Linked DNA regions of Homo sapiens: regions 2 and 3 are each linked to region 1. Evidence: chromatin loops called from intact Hi-C (ENCODE). Cell type or tissue: Caco-2. All regions are shown on one strand. Region 1 holds the start of NORAD (non-coding RNA activated by DNA damage). Region 2 overlaps CNBD2 (cyclic nucleotide binding domain containing 2). Region 3 has its middle 16 kb from the start of EPB41L1.

Region 1 (8,000 bases):
CAGGTCAAAGGGCAGGTCATGGAAGGCAGTGGTCGTGGAAATAAGTTTGATTTTGTTCTAAGTGTGATGAAAAGCCACTGAAGGCTTAAACAGGAGAGTTATAAGATCTGATTTTTGATTAAAAGTTCATTCTGGCTTCTGTAGGGAGAACGGATTAGAAAGGGAGAGCAGTAGAAACCAGAACAACAACAATTAAGGGGCTATTAGAGTCATCCAAATGAAAGACGTTGCTAGCTTGGATTTGGATACAGATCAGCACTGTCAATGGGACTTCCTGGGATGGTGGGAACATTCTCCACCTGTGCTCATATGGTAGCCACTGGCTCCTAGTTCCCTGTGACTCTTGAGCACTTGGAATGAGGGTGGTGTGGCTGAAGAACTGAATTTTTAATTTCATGTCATTCTAATGAATTACAATTTAAATAGGCACACGTAGCTAGTGGCTACTATAATGGACAGCACAGGGAATTGGCTGTATTTGAAATATATTTAGGAGGCAGATAGGACTGGGGATGGTTGCCGTGTGGGAAGTGAGAGAATGGGGAATCAAGGGAGATCGAGAATTACTTGGTGTATTAGTCCATTTTCACGCTGCTGATAAAGACATACCCGAGTCTGGGAAGAAAAAGAGGTTTAATCGGACTTACATTTCCACATGGCTGGGGAGGTCTCAGAATCATGGCAGGAGGTGAAAGGCACTTCTTACACAGCAGCAGCAAGAGAAAATGAGAAAGATGCAAAAGCGGAAACCCCTGATAAAACCATCAGATCTCATGAGACTTATTCACTACCATGAGAACAGTATGAGGGAACCACCCCATGACTCAAATTATCTCCCACTGGGTCCCTCCCATAACGTGTGGGAATTATAGGAGTACAATTCAAGATGAGATTTGGATGGAGACACAGCCAAACCATATTACTTGGGAAACAGGTGGATGATACTGCCATTTACTGATAGGGAAGAGCAGGCTCTGGGGAGATACCAAGAGTTTTGTTTTGCACAAGAGGAGTTTCAGATACTGTTGGAACATTCAAGTAGAGCTATCAGGTAGAAAGCAGAATGTATGCTGAGCACAGTGGCTCATGCCTGTAATCTCAGCACTTTGGGAGGCCGAGGTGGGCGGATCATGAGGTCAAGAGTTCCAGACCAGCCTGGCCAACATGGTGAAATCCCATCCCTACTAAGAATACAAAAATTAAAGGGATGTGGTGGCACGTGCCTGTAATCCCAGTTACTCAGGAGGCTGAGTCAGGAGAATCGCTTGAACCTGGGAGGCGAGGGTTGCAGGGAGCCGAGATCACACCACTTCACTCCAGCCCAGACACAGCAAGACTGCGTCTCGGAAAAAAAATAATAAAAGAAAAAGAAAAAGAAAGCAGGATGTATACATGTTTTTCATCATCCTCATCTTTAGGTTCCAGGAATACCCACATGTTTGGCTGCTTAGGCGGTGGGAAGCTCAGAAAGGGGACCAGGAGCCTCTCCTACTCCTTGTCTTGGCTAATGTATCAACTACCAAACTACCCATTAGCGCTAGTGTTTGAAACTTGTATAATCCATGGCTCTTCCTTCCCCTCCTCCCTCTTCTCTCAGGTATTCAGCCCACTGGCTTCTTCTCTTGAAATGCTAGAAACACTCACTTCACCGGTTTTCTACTTCTGTGCAACTCTCCTGGCTCAGGGCCTTGTCATCTCATTGTGGACTAGAGCCCCTGGACTTCTCGCCACCTCTCCTGTCCACCTTCCACCAGCAAGGCCTTTCTGACTGCAGGATTTTCCTCCTGGGAATCATGTCTGAGTCTGCATCAAGAGTCTTAATCCTTTGATCTTTCTTTACATTTCCAGAATTGTATCCAAAGGAACTCAGGGCCAGTGGTGGTAGCTCATGCTTGTACTCCCAGCACTTTGGGAAGCCGAGGCAGGTGGATCACCTGAGGTCAGGAGTTTGAAACCAGCCTGGCCAACACAGTGAAATCTCATCTATACTAAAAATACAAAAATTAGCTGGGCATGGTGGCACACGTTTGTAGTCCCAGCTACTTGGGAGGCTGAAGCAGGAGAATCATTTGAACTCAGGAGTTGGAGGTTGCAGTGGGCCGAGATGGCACCACTGCACTCCAGCCTGGATGACAGAGCGAGACCCTGTCTCAAACATAAATAAATAAATAAATAATTTTAAAAATAATAAAAATGCAGGCCAGGTGCGGTGGCTCACACCTGTAATCCCAGCACTTTGGGAGGCGAAGGTGGGTGGATCACCTGAGGTCACAAGTTCGAGACCAGCCTGACCAACAGGGTAAAACCCCGTCTCTACTAAAAATACAAAAAATTAGCCTGGCCTGGTGGCGAGTGCCTGTAATCCCAGCTACTTGGGAGGCTGAGGCAGGAGAATCACTTGAACCCAGGAGGTGGAGGTTGCAGTGAGTCAAGATCGCACCATTTCACTACAGCCTGGGCAACAGAGCAAGACTCTGCCTCAAAAAAAAAAAATAAAAATACAAATACAAACAAAGGAACTCAGAGGCTGGGGGCGGTGGCTCACGCCTGTAATCCCAGCACTTTGGGAGGCCAAGGCAGGTGGATCACGAGGTCAGAAGTTCGAGACCAGCCTGGCCAACATGGTGAAACCCCCGTCTCTACTCAAAAATACAAAAATTAGCTGGGCGCGGTGGCGGGCGCCTATAATCCCAGCTACTCGTGAGGCTGAGGTAGGAGAATCACTTCAACCTGGGAGGTGGAGGTTGTAGTGAGCCAAGATCGCGCCACTGCACTCTAGACTAGGTGACAGCGCAAGACTCCATCTAAAACAAAAAACAAAAAAACCCAAAGGAATTCAGAAGTCTACACAAAATGTGAAAATTCACGAGGAAGTTCATCACAGCATTAATTCTAAAAGCTGGAAGTGTCATTTCCAACCTTATCTTAATTGACACATCAGCAGCATTTGACACTGTTGATAAATTCCCCTTGAAACACTTTCCTCATTTACTTCCAGGACACCACACTCTCCTGGTTGTTCTCCTACCACCCTGGTCGCTTCTCAGTCTCCTTTGCTGGTTCCTTCTCATTCCCTGACCTGTAAACGTTACCCAGGGATCAGACCTCAGACCTTGTCCCTCTCTTGGTTCTCTCATGCAGCCTCAAGGTTTTAAAGACATCTATATGCTGACGACTCCCAAAGATTCATCTCCAGTTCAAACCTTTCCCTGAATGCCAGACTCATAAATCCATCTGTCTGCTTGACATTTCCACTTGAATGTCAAACAGACATCTCAAACTTAACATGCCTAAAACTCAGCTCCTGGTGTTCTCCCCAAAGCTTGCTCCTCCCATGGTTTCTTCCATCTCACTTAAGGCGGCTGCCTTTTCATTTGCTCAGGCCAAAAAGTGTGGAGTCATCTTTCAGTTCTCGCTCTCCCACTTCACATCTGGTCCGTCAGCAAATCTTATAGACTTGAGCTTATGTCAACCCCTGAATTCAACCACTTTTTGCCCCCTTTGCTGTCGTCGCCCTGGCATAAGTCCCTATCATAGCTCACCTGCTTGATTGCAACAGTCAGTTATCAGGTCTCCCTGCTTCTGCCCCTGCCTCCACTTCAGCTCTCCCGCACTGCAGTTCAACTCCCTCCCATGGTCCCATTTCTCTCCTCTCTTCCCCAGCCTCTTTGCTGTTCCTGGAACAGGCCTGGCCCACATGCTTCGGCTTTGTGGCCTGTGCATAAGCTGTTCCCCTACAGACATCTCCAAGCATGGCTCATCCCCTCGCCTCCTTCGGGTCTCTGCTCCAGAGTCACCTGGCCGTACTATAAAGCATTCCGCACCTGCACTTCATATTCCTCTTTCCTTTTTATGTTTCCAAAGCACTTTCGCTATCTACCCTTTTATGCATTTTAAGGATCTTGTTTATTGTTGTTTCCCTTACTAGAATGTAAATTTTAGGAGAGCAGAAATTTTCCTGTGTTTTTTTCTTTACTGCTGCACTCCCCCGTGCTTAGAGGCACATAGGTGCTCGGTAAACAGGTGGTAAATGAGTCAATAAATGAAATATTGGAGTCTTCTTATCCAGCACCGGAGGAGTAAGGAGATAGAGAAGCAACGTTTGCTCAGGGAATTCTGAGGCCAGTAGCAATTTCCGTTGCGAAGAGCAAGCGGGGTGGAGGGGGCCCTAACCCCACGTGACCACACCCCATTCCCCATTCCCCACCCCCACGCCGGAACATTGCAGACCCGGAACCACGGCTCGCGGGCCCCCAGCGCAAGGGCACTTCCGGTACCGCTCCTCTCTTGCCAGCGCAGAGAACTGCCAAGTCAGTTCCGGTCCGGCAGAGATCGCGGAGAGACGCAGAACGCAGCCCGCTCCTCCAGGGCCCTCCAGGCCCTCCGGCCCCGGGCCGGCGGGTGAACTGGGGGGCCCCGGGACAGGCCGAGCCCTCTGCCCTGCAGATAACGGAGGCCTCTGCTGTGGCTGCCCACTGGCTGTGCCCGCCCACTGGCTGTGCCCAGACCTTGAAGCCGCAGCGAACCTCTCTTTCCCACCCCACCTCGGTGACTAATGGCGGCCGTGGCGTCTCCCAGCCCGGACCCCGCCGGCACCCGGGTCTCCCGACCCAAGCCTCGACGAAACCCCCGCAGAGCCGCCGGGACGCAGCGCCTTTGGGCGGCGCTGGGCGTGGTGGGCCGGGAAGTATGGCGGCAGCTCGAACGCCGCGCGGCGGAGGCCATTAAGGCGTGGACGGCCCGGGAAGGCGGCCTAGGGACGCAAGCAGGCTCGGCCGCCTCTTTAGGCCACGGAGCCGCGCAGATCCGGTTCCCGGGTGACCACTCTGTCGCCATTGGGCGAGACCTACCTAGTCCTGACGACAACGGACAAAGGCCTTAAGGGGCCTGGAAGGTGAGCGAAGTCCCGAACGACGACGGGTGGAACGGTTAGCGGCCATCGGGCGGTTGGTCTTCATTCTACCAGACTTTGCTGTCGGAAGAGAGAAATGGTAGAATGACAGGCCACGTTTGGCCCGTTGGAAATGCCCACCACCCTCTGGGAAGATTTACTGGCCGTTTATGGAAGGCCTGTGTATATAATATGAAAAAGCTGCTCTCAACTCCACCCCAACCTTTTAATAGAAAACATTTGTCACATCTAGCCCTTCTAGATGGAAAGAGGTTGCCGACGTATGATAAAATAGAGTTAGAAAGTTACACATCTTGTAAATTCTCATTTGTTTAAAAGAAATCATAGAAAATACATGTCTTCTGGAGATGACTTTTGGAAATGGAGTTGTTAAGACGGCCTCTGGAAGCGATACGTCCACGTTTGTTAAGTGGGTTAGATGACATGGAGCTGGAAGACCTGAGAAGGAAGAGAAGAAGGTTCTATGCTAGACTGGTCATATTTAGAAGACATTTTCATATTCTATCCATTGTTTTGTGTGCATTTTATTCCTCACTACTGTGTATATAGTTGACAATGCTAAGCTTTTTTGAAATGTCTCTTCTTTTTAGATGTTCTGAAGTGCCTGATATGTTAAAATTAGAGGTAGCAAAATCACATTTTGTAAATACCTTTTTGTTACAATTCATAGGAAATATTTTTGGGGGGGAATGGCCAAATCACCTGTTGAGTAATACTCATTGTGTTTGTGCAGTGGTTCAGGGGAGGAGAGAGGAGGGGGAGGTGCAGAGAGCTCTATGCCATCCTGTTTACAGCGAGGCAAGATGAATCATTATGTCTGTGCATTTTGTTTTACTTATCTGTGTATATAGTGTACATAAAGGACAGACGAGTCCTAATTGACAACATCTAGTCTTTCTGGATGTTAAAGAGGTTGCCAGTGTATGACAAAAGTAGAGTTAGTAAACTAATATATTTTGTACATTTTGTTTTACAAGTCCTAGGAAAGATTGTCTTCTGAAAATTTGATGTCTTCTGGGTTGATGGAGATGGGAAGGGTTCTAGGCCAGAATGTTCACATTTGGAAGACTCTTTCAAATTATAACTGTTGTTACATGTTTGCAGTTTATTCAAGACTGCTGTATACATAGTAGACAAATTAACTCCTTACTTGAAACATCTAGTCTATCTAGATGTTTAGAAGTGCCCGATGTATGTTAAATGTATAGGTAGTAAAATACCACTTTGTAAATATCTTTTTGCTAAAATTCATAGGAAATGCTTTTGGAAATTGAATTGTGAAGCCACCTTTGTGAACAGTATAGTAATGTCTATACTTGTTCAATAGTTTAGAGGAGGTAGGAGGGAAGAAATTGCAAAAGGTAATATTACTAGTGTGTTCATACTTGGACATTTTCAGACACCATTTTTCTATATGTTTTGTGCATTTTGTTTTGCTCTGTATATAGTATATATAATGGACAAATAGTCCTAATTTTTCAACATCTAGTCTCTAGATGTTAAAGAGGTTGCCAGTGTATGACAAAGGAGTAAAATTAGCATATTTTGTACACTTTGTGTTGAAATTCGTAGGAAAACTTGTCTTCTGTAAAGACTTTTGCATAGGAATTTGTTTGACCATCTCTAAGCATTACACGTGCCTGTACTTGTCCACTGGATTGAAGGCAGAGAAGGAAGGGAGGAGGGAATGATTCAAGGCCAAAATGGCCACATTTAGAAGATACCTCAGATGATAACCATTGTTATGTGTGTGCAATTTTATTTAACAGTGCTGTGTATGTGGTGGACAAGTTATATGAAATATCTAGTCTTTCTAGATATTTGGAAGTGCTTGATGTATTTAAAAGTGGTAGTAGAATAACACTTTGTAAATAGCTTTTAAAAACTGATGGGAAATGCTGTTTGGAAGTGGAATTGTTGAACCACCTGGGAGGTGGGAGGGAAGAAATTGCAAATGGTGTTTTGCCATTGTTTATTAGAAAATTTCAGCTTAATCCATTGTGTATATGTTACATGCATTTCATTTAACTTTGCTATACTGTATATATTGTATATATAACGGACAAATTAGTCCCGATTTTATAATATCTAGTCTCTAGATATTAAAGAGGTTGCCAATGTATGACAGAAGTAGAGTTAGTAAACTAACACATTTTGTACACTTTGTTAAAATTTGTAGAAAGGCTGTCTTCTGAAAAGGACTTTTGGAAGTGAGATAACATCAGCTCTAAGTGACACGTGCCTATATCCATCAGGTTGGTGGTGGAGAGGAGTTGGAAGGAATGAAGGGTTCTAGACCAGAATGTTCGTATTTAGAAGACACTATCAGATATAACCATTGTTACATGTGTGTAGTTTATTCAACCCTACTGTGTATATAGCGGACAAACTTAAGTCCTTATTTGAAACATCTAGTCTTTCTAGATGTTTAGAAGTGCACAAAGTATGTTAAAAGTAGAGGTAGTAAATAACACATTTTGTAGCTATCCTTTTGATATGAAATATTGTCTTGGAAATTGATCAATTCTCTGAGCAGTACCCATTTTGATATTTGTGCTGGTTCAGGGGGAAGGAGGAGCACAAAGTGCAAAGGGCTTTCTACCAGTGTCCAGTGTGTTTATGAGGAGGCACATTGACCATTGTCCCTTATGTCTGCATTTTCATTTACTGTGCTGTGTATATAGTGTATATAAGCGGACATAGGAGTCCTAATTTACGTCTAGTCGATGTTAAAAAGGTTGCCAGTATATGACAAAAGTAGAATTAGTAAACTACTACATTGAGTACACTTTGTGTTAAAATTCATAGGGAAGACTTCTTAAAAACAAGTGAAATTGTTAAAACCCCCCCTAAGCATTACAGATGGCTTATAGCTGTCCACGGGGTTGGTAGAGGTGGGAAAGGGAAGGGTTCTAGGCCAGAATGTTCCTATTTAGAAGACACTCAAATTACAGTCTGTGTTATGTATGTATACCATTTATTCAATGCTACTGTGTATATAATGGAAAACTTAAGTCCAGTTTGAAACATCTAGTCTTTCTAGGTGTTTAAAAGTGTACAACGGCCTGTCGCAGTGGCGCATGCCTGT
Region 2 (8,000 bases), 55 kb after region 1:
TAACATAAGAGTCTTTTCTTATTATTTTTTAAATATACAAAAAAGATACTTGTTTAAGCTGGGTATGGTGGCTGATGCCTGTAATCCCAGCACTTTGGGAGGCTGAGGCAGGTGGATTTCCTGAGGTCAGGAGTTCAAGACCAGCCTGGCCAACATAGTGAAACCCTGTCTCTACTAAAAATACACAAAATTAGCTGGGCATGGTGGCAGGCACCTATAATCCCAGCTACTAGGGAGGCTGAGGCAGAAGAATCACTTGAACCCAGGAGGTGGAGGTTGCAGTGAGCCGAGATCGTGCCATTGCACTCCAGCCTGGGCAACAGGAGCAAAACTCCGTCTCAAAAAAAAAAAAAAAGAAGATACTTGTTTAAAGCAAAAGTAATAACCATGTATGGTAAGGTTTTTAATATACATTAAAGTATAATATATCACAATAGCATAATATCTAGGAGGAGAAAATGGAAATATATCATTGTAAGATTCTGATTCTATACATGAAGTGGTATAATATCACTTAAAGGTAGACTGTGATAAGTTAAAAGTATATACAATGATCATAAAGCAACTGTGAAAATAATACCACAAACAGCTAATAAGCCAACAAAGAAAATAAGATTGAATTATACAAAATACATAATCCAAAAGGCAGGGAAAAACAGAAGAAAAAGGGAATAGATGTGACAAATAGAAAGAAAAATAGCAAGATGGTAGAGTCAAATCCAACCATAATCAATATTAACATTAAATGTCAATGATTAGGCATCTCAATAAAAATTGGGTCTTTCAGCAAGATCCAATTATATGCTGCCTTTAAGAAATTCACTTTTACATATAAAGACACAAATAGGTTAAACACAAAAGGATGGAAAAAGATATACCAAACTAATACTAATCAAGAGGAAGCTACACTAAATCAAAAGAAGTGGCTGAATTTACATCAGAAAAAGTAGGTTTTAGAGCAAAGAATATTACCAGGGACAAATAAGTTCATTTCATAATAATTAAGAGTTCAATCCCAAACATCTATGCATATAATAAAAGAGCTTCAAAATATATGAGGCAAAACAGACAGAAATACAAGGAGAAAAATATATCTATAATTATGGCTGGAGATTTTAACAACTCTATTAAGAATTTTTTTTTTTTTTTTTTTTTTTTTTGAGAGACACAGTCTTGCTCTGTCGCTCGGACTGGAGTGCAGTGGCGTGATCTTGGCTTACTGCAACCTCTGCCTCCCGGGTTCAAGCAATTCTCCTGCCTCAGCTTCCCAAGTAGCTGGGACTACAGGCATGCGCCACCATGCCCAGCTAATTTTTGTATTATTTTGGTAGAGACAGGGTTTCACTATATGTTGGCCAGGCTGGTCTCGAACTCCTGACCTCAGGTGATCTGCCCGCCTTGGCCTCCCAAAGTGCTGGGATTACACGCGTGAACCACCACGCCAGCCTCTATTAACAATTGATAGAGCAAGTAGACAGAAAGTTATAAGGGTACAGATGACTTGACCAATACTATCAACCAACTTCACCTACTTAACATTCATAGAACACTGCACCCCAAAACAGCAAGTTTTTTTCAAATGCAAATGAAACATTTACCAAGACAGACTATATTCTGGACCATAAAACAAGTTTTAATACATTTCAGAGGATTCAAATCATATAAAGTATGTTATCTTAGAATTCAATAACAGAGGCCAGGCGTGGTGGCTCACGCCTATAATCCCAGCACTTTGGGAGGCCGAGGCAGGCAGATCACCAGAGGTCAGGAGTTCAAGCCCAGCCTGGCCAACATGCTGAAACCCCATCTCTACTAAAATACAAAAATTAGCTGGGTTTGGTGGTGCATGCCTGTAATCCCAGCTACTCGGGAGGCTGAGGCAGGAGAATTGCTCGAACCTGGGGGGTGGAGGATGAAGTGAGCTGAGATTGTACCACTGCACTCCAGCCTGGGTGACAGAGCGAGACTCCCTCTCAAAAAAAAAAAAAAAAAAAGAAAAAGAAAAAAGAAATCAGTAACAGAAAGATAGGTGGATAATCCCCCAAATGCTTGGAAACTAAACACTCTTCTAAATATTCCATGGGTCAAAGAAGAAATCAAAAGAGAAATTTAAAGGTATTTTGAACTGAATAACATTGAAAATACAACATATCAAAATTTGTGGGATGCAACTTTTTCTCTGGTGGATTGACAGTGGAAAAGTGACAAACAAGAATTGACATGAGAAGAAACATTTACTGAGTACTTATAAGGCCTCATGCATACATCATCTCACTCTGCCTTCCTAGCAGCCTGTTGTGGTAATGATAACAAACATCTGCCATCTGCCTATGCAGCCAGGTAGTGTTCTAAGAGTTTTTATATATTAATTTGCTTAATGTCATTACAATCCTACGAGGTACGGACCATTATTTACATTTTACAGACTCTGAGGGCACTGGTGCACTTAGACATAGGGCCCACTTGCCCAGTATCACATCACTAATAAGAGAAGGACCCTGTATTCAAACAGAAGCAGTGGACTCCAAGCCTATGCTGCTAACCATGACACTACCCAAGGTAGATATGAAGAAACCAGGCCCAGAGACTTTGAGTACTCACCAAAGCTACCCAGCTAATAAATGGGACTCAAACCCAGCTCTGTTCAGCTCCAACCTCTCCTTTTTCCGCCCTTCTCCTCGCCACCCTGTGTTGGCCTCAGTTCTAATCTCAGGAGGACTGCTATATCTATAAGGCAATCCTTGGGGAGGAGGCCCCAGGATACACAGATTACAATCTCAAGGGAAGTGGGGGGAAGCATGCCAGTACTGAGCAGGAGGTAAGAGATAAGACATCTGAGCCACTGCAAATATCTGTTGAGGGCTGGGGTCCTTGACCCAAGTGGGTGACACAAAAAGATCTGCAGAGGATGGAAGGGGAAAAAAATAAATAAAAATGCCATTACAGAGCTGTGAATGGAAACAATACTACCCTAGAATCAGCAAGCCTGGTTATCACCCTGGCCAGTTCTAGAGGCTGCTACTTGACAACGTCTATGTCCAACAACAGGAAATGGAGAATGAAGAAGGCTGGAGATATTTATGAAGAGAAGAAAGTCTGGGCTTTGGAACCAGTTGTGCCTGGGTTAGAATCCCAACTCTACAGTCCTACATTGCTACTTATTTGCCCTATGAGCCAGTTTCCTCATGTGTCAGATGGTACAATCGTACCTTCTTAAAGAGTTATTAGGCCAGGTGCGGTGGCTCATGCCTGTAATCCCAACACTCTGGGAGGCCGAGGCAGTCGGATCACTTAAGGTCAGGAGTTCGAGACCAGCCTGGCCAACACAGTGAAATCCCATCTGTACTAAAAAAACAAAAATTGGCCGGGCATGGTGGCATGTGCCCGTAATCCCAGCTGCTCGGGATGCTGAGGCAGGAGAATTGCCTGAACCTGGGAGGCAGAGGTTGCAGTGAGCTGAGACTGCACCACTGCACTCCAGCCTGGGCAACAGAGTGAGACTCTGTCTCCAAAAAAAAAAAAAAAACAAAAAGAGAGCTATTATGAGAATTATGCAATATGTATAAACAGTCAAGCCCAATATAATAAACATACAATTAGAATTCAATAAATGATCACTGTTATTCATACTTGTTACTGAGTTGGGATAAGGCTGTGGAGAGTGCGCATACATTCACAGCCTAGGATGTGTCCAAACCACACACAGCAGCCAAAATATGTTTATCCATTAACTCTGTAATTCACTTCTGAGCACCTGCTAGATGCCAGGCATAATACGAAGCCCTGGGAATGCAAAGCCTTCATAGAGCTTATATTCTAGCAAGGGAAACAGATGTTTAATAAGCATTTCAGACTCAGTTGTATGATTTCAGTGGGGTTATATAACACAGAAGAGTACTTGAATGGTACTTGAAGGGTACTAGAATGGCATATAGCAGAGGATGGAAGATCTGGTCCAGCATGAGAAACCAGGAAGACTTCTTCAAGGAAGAATGTGTAGTCTAAGATCTCAAAGACAGAAGTGCTCCCTCTCCATGTGATGCCCTTTGCTGCCCCGGGACTCTGAAGAGTCCCCACCAGCAAGAAGTCCTTCACCAGATGCAGCCCCTCGACCTCAGATTCCCTAGCCTCCAGAACTATAAGAAATAAATTTCTTTTCTTTATAAGTTACCCAGTCTCAGATATTCAGTTATAGAAATAGAAAACTGACTAAGATACCATATGACCCAGAAATTCCACTCCTAGGCATATAGGTAATACCCAAGAGAACTGAAAAATATGTTCACACAAAAACTTGCATACAAATGTTCATAGCAACATTATTCAAAACAGCCAAAAAGTGAAAACAATCCAAATGTTCACCAACTGATAAGTGGACAAAAAAAATGTGGTATATGCATACATTAGAATATTATTCAGCCATAAAACAGAATGAAGAAATGATATCTGCTACAACATAAATAGACCTTGAAAACATGGTGCTCAGTGAAGGAAGTCAGATGCAAAAAGCCAAATAATGTATGATGCTATTTATATGAAAAGTCCATCACAGGCAAATCCAGAGACAGAATGAACAAATAAATAAATAAATTTTAAAAAGCAGAAGAGAGCTGGGTGAAAAAAAGGGTGGGGGATATGTGAGGCAAGGAGTTGATGGTCACGTGGGAGAACCTAAACAGCAAAAGGGAAAAGGCTCAATAAAAAAAAAAGGCTGGAAAGGAGGGCAGGGCCTTGCAGACTGGGTTTCCACCGCTGGTAGAAGGGTGCAGATGATATACGCTGTCAGGCTGGCTGACTAGATTTCTAAGGCTCTATGTGCTGGGAACTGGAAACAGGACAGGCCCAGGCGCCCCCTGCTGTCAGACAGGCCAAGGCAGCTTACCACTCAGGTGGGTCTTCAGAGGTCTGCCATCTATCAGCTCCAGGTGCTGCCAGATCCATCTACGGTAGGAAGGGGAGGCCCCAAGGTCCAACAGCCGCAGGACTTCACAGCTGCCCTGAACACAGCAAGGGACATAGGAAAAGGGTTAACCCCTAAGGCTCCAGGTAGGCCAGGCTTTGAAGAAAATCTCTCTTAATTGCATCTTATCCCATTTTGTTTTATTTGCTTAATGCAAGTGGTTTCAGGTTCTTTTTTCTTTTTTTTGAGATGGAGTCTCACTTTGTCACCCACGCTGGAGAGCAATGGGGCAATCTCGGCTCACTGCAACCTCTGCCTCCTGAGTTCAAGCGATTCTCCTGCCTCAGCCTCCTGAGTAGCTGGGATTATAGACATGTGCCACCATGCCCGGCTAATTTTTGTATTTTTAGTAGAGACGGGGTTTCACCATGTTGGCCAGGCTGGTCTCGAACTCCTGACCTCAAGCAATCTGCCTGCCTCGACCTCCCAAAGTGCTGGGATTACAGGTGTGAGCCACCACGCCCAGCCTGGTGCTTTTTTTTTTTCTTTTTTTTTTTTTAAATGAAAATGTTATTTACTCACCATACGAAGTTCAAGTAACTGAAGAAGCATAAGAACTAAATATAAGCCAGGCACGGTGGCTCACGGACTGTAATCCCAGCACTTTGGGAGGCTGATGTGGGAAGATCACTTGAGCCCAGGAGTTCAAGACCAGCCTGGCCAACATGGCAACACAAAATTATTTTGTCTCTACTAAAAATACAAAAATTAAGCCGGCCTTGTGGCTCACGCCTGTAATCCTAGCACTTTGGGAGGCTGAGGCAGGCAGATCACCTGAGGTCGGGAGTTCGAGACCAGCCTGACCAATATGGATAAACCCCGTCCCTACTAAAAATACAAAATTAGCCGGGTGTGGTGGCACATGCCTGTAATCCCAGCTATTCGGGAGGCTGAGGCAGGAGAATCGCTTGAACCCAGGAGGCAGAGGTTGCAGTGAGCCAAGATCGCATCATTGCACTGCAGCCTGGGCAACAAGAGCAAAACTCTGGCTCAAACAAAACAAAACAAACAAACAAAAAAAAACAAAATTAGCCGGGCATGGTGGCGCATGCCTGTAATCCCAGCTACTCAGGAGGCTGAGGCAGGAGAATCGAATCACTTGAACCCAGGAGGCGGAGGTTGCCATGAGCCAAGATCATGCCATTGCACTCCAGCCTGGGCAAGAAGAGTGAAATTCTGTCTCCAAAAAAAAAAAAAAAAAAAAAAAGATTAGCTGAATTAGCTGGGCATGGTGGTGCATGCCTGTAGTTCCAGCTACAGGAGTTCTTTGTACTGTTCTTATAATTTTTTTATAAATTTAAAATTATTCCAAAATTGAAAGTTTAAAAATATTCAAACCAGACATAAAAACATAGAGATAAAAACTACATTAATCCTGACACTCAGAAATAACTAGTAGTAACATATTAGTGAATATTATTTCAAACTTTTCTCTATGAACATATAAGATGTATATCTACAATTTTTCATCAACGAATTCATTTACATAAAACAGACTCTTGTAACTTTTTAAGAAACTCAATAATATATCAAATACCTCTTTTCATGCCAAACAATATGGTTCTATAGTATCATGTTTAATGGTCACATATTATTCTATGCACACCATAATTTATAAAATTAAAAATAACAAATATTCAGTTGAGCAAAAGAAGTCAGAAACAAGGAATACACACTGTATGATTCCATTTATATGAAGTTCAAAAACATGCAAAAGTAACCTGTGGTGACATAAGTCTTAAGAGTATTAAGCTTTGTGGGGGGATTTTGTCTAGGAAGGAGCACAGGAGAGCCTTCTGGAGTAGTGGAAATGTTTTTTATCTTGATTTGGGTAATGATCACTCAGGTGTATACATATATAAAAATTTATGAAGCTGTAAAGTTTAGATTTGAAATCTTTACTGCATACTTTTTTTTTTCTTTTTTTTGAGCTATAGGGGAACTGCAGGTGCCAGAGAAACAACATGAGCCCGGTTTCCTCAAGTATTTAGTAGGTCTTTAATTGCATCTATGGAGAGAACAGTTCCACTATGTGTCCCCCAGTGATAAACTGTTAGAAATGAGTTGAAAGTGTGCATTAAGTTTTCGATGCCATCAGGAAATCTTCTCTAGCTTTCTGAGGTCCCAGGGGTGTCCAGCCACCCGCAGCTGATTTTGCCCTCTAGTGGTAATATGAGTAAACTACAGGAGTCGGGACAGCTTGATCTCCCTCCCAGAGATGAACACTCAAAAAACGCTGGCCAGGCAGGAAAAAAAAAGAGAGAAAAGAGCAGTCCTTTAGAGGGGGCTGGTGCTTTTCATTTCCAACCAGGGTCGGGGGGTGGGGGAGGGGGTGCTGTACCAAAATATGGCTTGTTGTTGCCTGATCCTCTGAATTCTCAAAAGCCAGAAATCAGAATTTTTATATAAAATCTTCACATTGATGATTAAATCAGATTTTAATAAAACACTGTAAGGAACAAACCAGATTCATCTTCTGGCCAAGAGCTCCCTACCTTGCTGTCCTTTAGTGACTTCCGCATTATTTTTCTCAGAATGAAGGCTCAGCACCCCTGCATTAGAATCCCCTACAGCACTTGCTCAAATGCAGATTCCAGAGTTAATGAATCAATCTCTGGGGTGAGACAGCAAATCTGCCTTTTTAAAAAGCACCCTATGTGTTTGTATGCTTACCAAAGTTTGAGAATTCCTCCCTCAGGAAGCACCCTACATGTCTGGATGCTTACCAAAATTTGAAAATTCCTCCCTTAGGTCAGGGGTTCTCCTACATCAGTGTGCATTGGAATCGCCTGGAAGCCTTGTTAAAACACAGATCACTGAGCCCTTCCTCCTAGAGTTTTGGATTGAGTAGCTCTTGGGTGGGCCTGAGAATTTGCATTTTGAAATGAGTTCCCCGCCAGGCGCGGTGGTTCATGCCTGTAATCCCAGCACTTTGGGAGGCCGAGGAGGGTGGAACACCTGAGGTCAGGAGTTTGAGACCAGCCTGGCCAACATGGTGAAATCCCATCTCTACTAAAAATACAAAAATTAGCCAGGCCTG
Region 3 (8,000 bases), 87 kb before region 1:
GATCCTTAGGGAACAATGAATGACACAAAGATGTGGCTATAAGAACATTTGTCTAAGCACTGTATACAGGAGTAAAGTAGAGCATTGGAGTTAATATATATGTCCAATAATAGTGGCTACGTTATAAAAATAGTGATACATACATATGCTGAAATACTACGCAGCCACACAAAATAATGTTGTGGATCTATATGTGGCTATATAATCATGTTCTTAACACAATACAGGTAAAAAAGCAGAGACAAAATGGTACGTAACAAATGATCCAATTTCTACAAAATACGTTTTTTGTTCTTTTTTCTTTTCTTTTTTTTTTTTTTTGAGATGGAGTTTTTGCTCTATTGCCCAGGCTGAAGTGCAGTGGCATGATCTCGGCTCACTGCAACCTCCGCCTCCTGGGTTCAAGCAATTCTCCCACCTCAGCCTCCCGAGTAATTGGGATTACAGGTGCCCCGCCACCACGCCTGGTTAATTTTTGTATTTTTAGAAGAGACAGGGTTTCACCATGTTGGCCAGGCTGGTCTCGAACTCCTGACCTCAAGTGATCTGTCCACGTCAGCCTCCCAAAGTGCTGGGATTATAGGCGTGAGCCACCGTGCCTGGCCCCAATTTCTATAAAATATGTATGTATGTGTACATGCCTAGAAAAAAGCAAACAGGAAATATTTTAAAACATGTTACCAGACGTTGTTTTATGATAGTGGAATTATTTCTTTTGTGTACATTTGGGTCTTGTTTTGTTGCTTACTTTCTGGTATATATGTGTAAACATATTTATATAAGAAAGGTCTGTTACCTTCACCTCTCTCAAAGCTTCTGGCCTGAACCATTGAAGGTCCCTCCTAGAATCTCACTAGAGCCCCCACCTTTCAGCAACCACAGCCCCCCTTGGGCTGCCTCTCTGGCTTTGAACTTTGCTGCCCTCTTCAGTTGTTCCCTGGAGTTTCACTAATGGGGCCCATCTAGCCAATTCCCACAGTCTCCTGACACAGGCCCTCACAGCGGAAGTACCCTCCAGGGCTCCCTATTCATGCATAGAAACCTAACAGAGTCCCATTCCCTCATCTGACAGTAAAAGAAAAAAAAAATAATAAAGATGACAGTCGTAGTGAACCTTCACATTTCTACTTTGTCTTCCTTTTTACAGAGCACTTTATTATACATGTTTCACTTAGCCCTCCCATTGGTGAGAAAACTGAGGGCCAGCAAGTACAGCAGCACAACACTTGCCAAAGGTCATAGAGTGAATCAGGATTCACATGCAGGTCTGATATTGACAGATAAGGAGGTAAATGGAAGAAATGAACACGTAATCCTGAGCCCACAGTCTATGAAAGGGGCCATATTCTACAAAGACCCTCCTCCTGCCCCCAGCGCCTTCTCCCAGCTGCTGTCCCTTGCCCAGAATCCCACAAAACCCCATCTGGGGCCACATGCCCTACATCTACTCATCAGCCCATCATTCCCTCCCAGCTTTGGAAACAGGCTCTTGCTGCCTCCTCGGAAATCTTAGCAACGAGACATCCTGCAGCACCACCCTCTCCACCTGTGGGCTCTTCCATCTTGGGCCTGTCTCATTAGGGGAGGGGGTGGCTAGTCGGGCTCTCTCATGGGGGTGGGGGCTGTGACACCCACACACGGCAGGGGCAGGGGAAGAGAGGAGATGAAATCAGCCTGGATGGCCCTCACTCTGGGCCTCCTCTTGCACTATTCATTTCTTGGGCTTCTGATTATCTGCTGACTGGGACAAAAAAAGAAGCCAAATCCTAGGGCATGAATTCTAGTCCATTCCAATTTTATTTTTGCATTTCTGAAATACACGGATTCTTCCAACCAGAATATTAATATTCAAAATAGCAATAATAAAAGTATTAGCAACAAAACAGCTACTTTATTCAGTGCTTACAACCACCCTTGAGAAGTCATATCCCCACTTTACAGATGAGAAAACTGAGACTCAGCTTGCCTGAAGATACCTAGCTAATAAATGGAAAAACAATTGTGTCTGACATCCAAGTGTATACTTTGACTACCATGTCTCTTAGAAAGCACTTAATCCTGGTTGGGTGCGGTGGCTCATGCCTGTAATCCCAGCACTTTGGGAGGCCAAGGTGGTTGGATCACTTGAGGCCAGGAGTTCAAGACCAGCACGGCCAACATGGCGAAACCTCATCCCTACTAAAAAAAAAAAAAAAAAAACATACAAAAAGTAGCCAGGTGTGGTGGCGCGCACCTGTAGTCCCTGCTACTCAGGAGGCTGAGGCACAAGAATCACTTGAATCTGGGAAGCAGAGGTTGCAGTGAGCAGAGATTGCGCTTCTGCACTCCAGCCTGGGTGACAGAGCGAGACTCTGTCTCAAAAACAAACAAACAAACAACAACAACAAAAAAAAACCACCTAGGCCGGGCACGGTGGCTCATGCCTGCAATCCCAGCACTTTGGGAGGCCAAGGTGGGCGGATCACCTGAGGTCGGGAGTTCGAGACCAGCTGACCAACATGGAGAAACTCCATCTCTACTAAAAATACAAAATTAGCCAGGCATGGTGGCACATGCCTGTAATCTCAGCTACTCAGGAGGTTGAGGCAAGAGAATCGCTTGAACCCAGGAGGCAGAGGTTGCGGTGAGCCCAGATCGTACCATTGCACTCCAGCCTGGGCAACAAGAGTGAAACTCCGTCTTAAAAAAAATAAATAAATAATAATAAGAAGAAAGCACTTAATCCTATCCCTTTACTGCACAGATGGGGAAACTGAGACCCAGAGAGGGGAAGGGCTTTGTAATCAGTCAGCATCTATTTATTTACTGAGCAACAACTAGGTCTGAAGCGCTGAGCTAGTGCTGTGAATGAGGAAAAATTTAAACTTCTGTGTTATTGGATAGACAAGCTGTGACTCTATGTATTAATCATTGCTAAACCTAGGCAATGGGTTCACAGAAGTGCATTACACTATACTCTTTATTTTTATGTATGTTTGAAATTTTGCATAACAAAAAAATTTTTTTTAAAGGATGACAGAAAGATAACTGACTATCATGCAAACCGTAAGTCTGGCTTGAACTTATAAAACTCGAAACAAATTTAGGAATATTTTTGCTCTGATAGTTTTGAAAATCAGAAAAAGGCAATTGTACTGGAATCTACTTCATAGCCTTTCTTTTCCCACCTTTCTGTAAAATTTTCTGCCTCTGTTGTTGCTAGGAAATCAGTGAGCCAAGAGAATCCTCGTTGGCCTAGCCGGGCCGTCTCCCTTCCCACACTGCCTCTCTGGGGGTACAGCGTCCCTGTACCCAGGAAGCTGGCCCTCTTGGGCCGGCTTTCTGTGGATCCACAAGGCAATCACCACAAGAGGCTGAATAAGAGCCTGTCAGTCACTGGGAGACAGGCAGCTATAAATCCAGAGGACCATGATTAGAAAGCAAATTACAGGCCTCCCGCTCTAAGTTTCCAACTCACAAAACTTCTTGGCAGTCAAAGGGCCTTTACTTAAGTTGTTCAAAGTTTCCAGAGAGAGTGAACACACACAAGGCAAGAGAGAAAAAAAAAATGGGACACAACAGAGGCAGAAAATTCTATAGACAGGTGGAGAGAGAGGCCACTGGGAGGCAGCATGTCACAATAGTTAAAAGCAAGGCTTTGGCGGCAGGTCAAAGCTCCAGTGCATGTTCCAAAGCTTCCTAGCTGTGAGACTTTGAGCAAATAACTTAACCTCTCTGAGTCTTTATTTTCTCAGCTACAAACTGGGGATAATTCTTCCTACTACTCAGAGTGGACGCAGGGATTGAGTGAGGCAATATATGTCAAATCATTAACCCAGTTCCTGGCACATATTAAGCATGCAATAAATAGTGGCTTTAAAAAATGTGCTGGCTGGATGTGGTGGCTCATGCCTGTGATCCCAGCACTTTGGGAGGCTGAGGCGGGCAGATCACCTGAGGCTGGGAGTCGAGACCAGCCTGGCCAACATGGTGAAACCCTGTCTCTACTAAAAATGCAAAAATTAGCGGGCGGGGTGGAGAAGCTGTAATCCCAGCTACTCGGGAGGCTGAGGCAGGAGAACTGCTTGAACCTGGGAGGCAGAGGCTGCAGTGAGCCTGAGATCGTGCCACTGCACTCCAGCCTGGCTGACAGAGCGAGACTCTTGTCTCAAAAAAAAAAAAAAAAAAAGTGCTAACCATACAACCCAGCAATTCCACTTCTGAGGCTATATCCAAAATAATTGAAAGCAAGGTGTCAAAGAGATCTCTGTACAGCCAAGGCCATAGCAGCATTATTCACATAGCCAAGAGGTGGAAGCAACAAGTGTCCATCGACAGATGAGTGGATAAACAAAATGTTGTACATATATACAATGGAATATTATTCAGCTTTAGAAAGGAAGGGAATTCTGATACATATGACAACATGGGTGAACTTGAGGACATTATACTAAGTAACAAAAGCCAGTCACAAAAAGACAAACACTGTATGATTCCACTTATCTGAGGTATCTAGTCCAATTTGCAGTTACAGAAAGGAGAATGGCAGCTGCCACAGGTTGGGGGAGGAGGAAATGGGAGTTATTGTTTAATGGATATAGTTTCACTTTTTTCATATTAAAAAATTTGGCTGGGCATGGTGGCTCATGCCTGCAATCCCAGCACTTTGGGAGGCCGAGGCGGGCAGATCACCTGAGGTCAGGAGTTTGTGACCAGCCTGGCCAAGATGGAGAAAACTCATCTTTACTAAAAATACAAAATCAGACGGGCACGGTGGTGCATGCCTGTAATCCCAGCTACTCAGGAGGCTGAGGCAGAAGAATCGCTTGAACCCAGGAGGCGGAGATTGCCGTGAGCCAAGATCGCGCCATTGCACTCCAGCCTGGGCAACAAAAGCGGAACTCAGTCTCAAAACATAAAAAAAGTATTCAGGCTGGGTGCGGTGACTCATGCCTATAATCTCAGCACTATGGGAGGCTGAGGCAGGAGGATAACTTGAACCCAGGAGTTTGAGACCAGCCTGGGCAACATAGTGAGACCCAATCTGTATCCAAAAAAAATTTTTTTTAATTAGCTGCCCCAGCGCAGTGGCTCATGCCTATAGTCCCAGCACTTTGGGAGGCTGAGGCATACGGATTACTTGAGGTCAGGAGTTTGAGACCAGCCTGGGCAACATGATGAAACCCTGTCTCTACAAAAAATAAAAAATTAGCCAGGTGTGATAGTGCATATGCCTGTAGTCCCAGCTACTTGGGAGGCTGAGGGGCGAATATCCCTTGAGCCCAGGAGGCAGAGGTTGCAGTGAACCGAGATTGAGCCACTGCACTCTAGCCTGGGCAACAGAGTGAAACCCTGTCTCAAAAAAAAAAAAAAAAGGAAAGGAAAGAAAAGGAAAAAAAGAAAAACTTAGCCAGGCATGGTGGCATGCATGTGTAGTCCCAGCTACTTGGGAGGATGAGATGGGAGGACCATTTGAGCCTGGGAGGTTGGGGCTGCAGTGATCGTGCCACTGCACTTCAGTCTAGGCAACAGAACAATACTCTGCCGTGGAAAAGTAAATTTTAAAAAATTAAAAAATTCAGGCTCACACCTGTAATCCCGTTACTTTGGGAGGCCAGGGCAGGAGGATTACTTGAAGCCAAGAGTTCAAGACCAGCCTGGGCAACAAAAGAAGAACCCCATTTTTACAAAAAAAAAAATTAGTCAGGTACCACGGTATGCACCTGTAGCCCCAGCTACTCAGGAGGCTGAGGCAGGTGGACTGCTGAAGTTCAGGAGTTCAAGGATGGAGTGAGCTATGATTGCACCTGTGTACTCAGGCCTAGGCAACAGAGCGAGACACCATCTCTAAAAAAAAAAAAAGAAAGAAAAAAGATTTAAAAGTTCTGAAGATGGTGGTAGTGATGGTGTTACACAATATGAACCTACCCAACACTACTGAAGTGTACACTTACTTAAAAATGGTTAAGATGGACCAGGCATGGTGACTCACACCTATAATCTCAGCACTGTGGGAGGCTGAGGCAGTTGGATCACTTGAGGCCAGGAGTTCCAGATCAGCCTGGGCAACACGGTGAAACCCTGTTTCTCCAAAAAAAAAAAAAAAAAAAAAACTTAGCCGGGCACAGTTGCATGTGCCTGTAGTCCCAGCTACTCAGGAGGCTGAGGCGGGAGGATCGCTTGAGCTTGGGAGGCAGAGGTTGCAGTGAGCCAAGGGCATGCCACTGCACTCCAGCCTGGGCAACAGAGAGAGACCCTCCCTCAAAAAACAAGTGGTCAGGGTGGTAAATTTTAGGTTCTGTATATTTTACCACAATTTTGAAAATTTTTTTGTAAGTTCTAGCAAGAAAACCAAACAAGAAAGTAAAAGGCCATGAGATGATGCCAAAGAAATAGGGGGAACTGAAAAAGTGAGACCACAGTAATAGGAAGGTTAATGATCCAAAGACGAAACACTCACCTCATATGCACGCCCTTCCTAAGCTGTCAAGTATAAAGGGAGGAAATTTTCTGGAGGGATTTATATTTCCAGGGTGTTCAGGACCCTACCTGCTACCCTCAATTCTGCCCCTACCGAGGGGTTGTCCTGATAATCACTGAACAGGCCTGTGGGAGAACCTACCTCACCCCTTCCCCTTTCCAGAATCCTCAAGGAAACAGTAAAGGATCGAAGTCTAGATGTGAAGGAAGTCTATCTTTACAACAACAGGCAGAGACAGCAACTTTCAGGCAGAAGAGCAGCTTGTGCAAAGGCCTAAGCTAAGAGCTATGCGTGGGAGACCTCCAGGGTGGCCAGAGCCTCAGATATGTAGAGGGAAGCAGGAAGGAGGCAGGGGCAAGAGGTGAAAGCCCACAGGCTAGACACTTGCACTTCCCATCATCTCAGTGACCTTTAAATCAATCCCAACTGGCAGGTATTAATATACCCATTTTATGGAGAGAGAAACGGAAATCCAGACAGATAAAGTAACTTGCCCAAGGAAACACAGATGGTGAGCAGAGGGGGGATTCCAAACCCGCTGACTCCTGACCTCATGCTTATTGCTTCGGCCCATGTGGTATCAGTCCCTAAGGCCAAGACCGTGGGCTCTGGAGGCAGAATCCCAAATCCCCCTCTATCCCTCACTGATTGTGTGATCTGAAGGAAAGTACTTAACCTTTTGAGTCTCAGTTTCTTCAACTGTACAATGGGAATGACCATATACATACCTCATATGGTTTTAAGAGAAGTAAACGTAATATTTCAAGGAAAGTGGGTTGCAGGCCGTGATAATAGACAATACAAAGTAGGCTGGGTGCAGTGGCTCACGCCTGTAATCCCAGCACTTTGGGAGGCCGAGGTGGTCGGGTCACTTGAGGCCAGGAGTTTGAGACCATCCTGACCAACATGCAAAACCCTGTCTCTACTAAAAATACAAAAGTTAGCCAGATGTGGTCGCATGCACCTGTAATCCCAGCTACTCGGGAGGCTGAGGCAGGATAATCACTTGAACCCAGGAGGTGGAGGTTGCATGCAGTGGGCCGTGATCAAGCCACTGCACTCTAGCCTGGGCAACAGAGTGGGACCCTGGTTCAAAAAAAAAAAAAAAAAAAAAAAAAGACAGAGAAAACACAAAATAGTGTTCTTATTTATTATGCTTAGGCACCCTCACAGACTCCCACAGACAGACGTGCAGCCATTGCTTCTGCCTACCTGAGACCAATGCAGCCTTTGGAGCAAGGTAGATGACAGACCTGGACCCCTGAGGAGCTAATAGCCCAGGCTGGGCAGTAACCTTGCAGGAACAGCCTGGAAACTACCTCCTCCACTCTTTATTCTCAACTCCATGGCCTGGGTAAGTTGTTCTGCAAATGTTCAGTGGGACACAGTCCAAGCAATCTCTATTCTCGTGGGAATAAATGTAATAGAAAAAACTAGGGCTGCCAACTCACCCACCCTTTGGTCTCCACCATGAGCTGGTCTCCTGCCCCACAGTACCTTCTGGGACCAGATGGCCTAGAATGTCAAACCATCAATACCA

Evidence for each region. A loop is a pair of places that touch in the nucleus more often than their neighbours do. Peaks named below come from ENCODE experiments on the same cell type or tissue, not always from the same donor. Only the 100,000 strongest peaks of a DNase experiment are listed, where the experiment ranks them.
Region 2: it touches region 1 in a loop (4-fold over the local background); 18 of 110 quality-filtered maps call a loop at or near these places.
Region 3: it touches region 1 in a loop (6-fold over the local background); 21 of 110 quality-filtered maps call a loop at or near these places.

Annotation. Positions count from the first base shown.
Region 1 is chr20:36,047,274-36,055,273 of GRCh38, reverse strand. NORAD (non-coding RNA activated by DNA damage) reads left to right here and starts at 4,314. Exons shown (of 1, transcript NR_027451.1): 1 at 4,314-8,000. RefSeq lists enhancers at 892-1,071, 4,066-4,637, 4,118-5,317 and a silencer at 4,369-4,578. In Caco-2, no CTCF peak of the experiment used is centred here; DNase peaks (open chromatin) are centred at 3,687, 4,243 and 4,643; H3K4me3 peaks cover 2,872 bases.
Region 2 is chr20:35,992,035-36,000,034 of GRCh38, reverse strand. CNBD2 (cyclic nucleotide binding domain containing 2) reads right to left here. Exons shown (of 12, transcript NM_001365709.1): 8 at 4,883-4,997. Among named protein-coding and RNA genes, the nearest start is that of CNBD2, 27 kb to the right of the region's middle. In Caco-2, CTCF peaks have their summits at 4,859 (motif pointing left) and 7,114 (motif pointing left); DNase peaks (open chromatin) are centred at 4,854 and 7,144.
Region 3 is chr20:36,134,431-36,142,430 of GRCh38, reverse strand. It overlaps a transcript of EPB41L1 not described here. Among named protein-coding and RNA genes, the nearest start is that of EPB41L1, 16 kb to the left of the region's middle. RefSeq lists an enhancer at 3,506-3,555. In Caco-2, a CTCF peak has its summit at 3,591 (motif pointing right); a DNase peak (open chromatin) is centred at 3,630.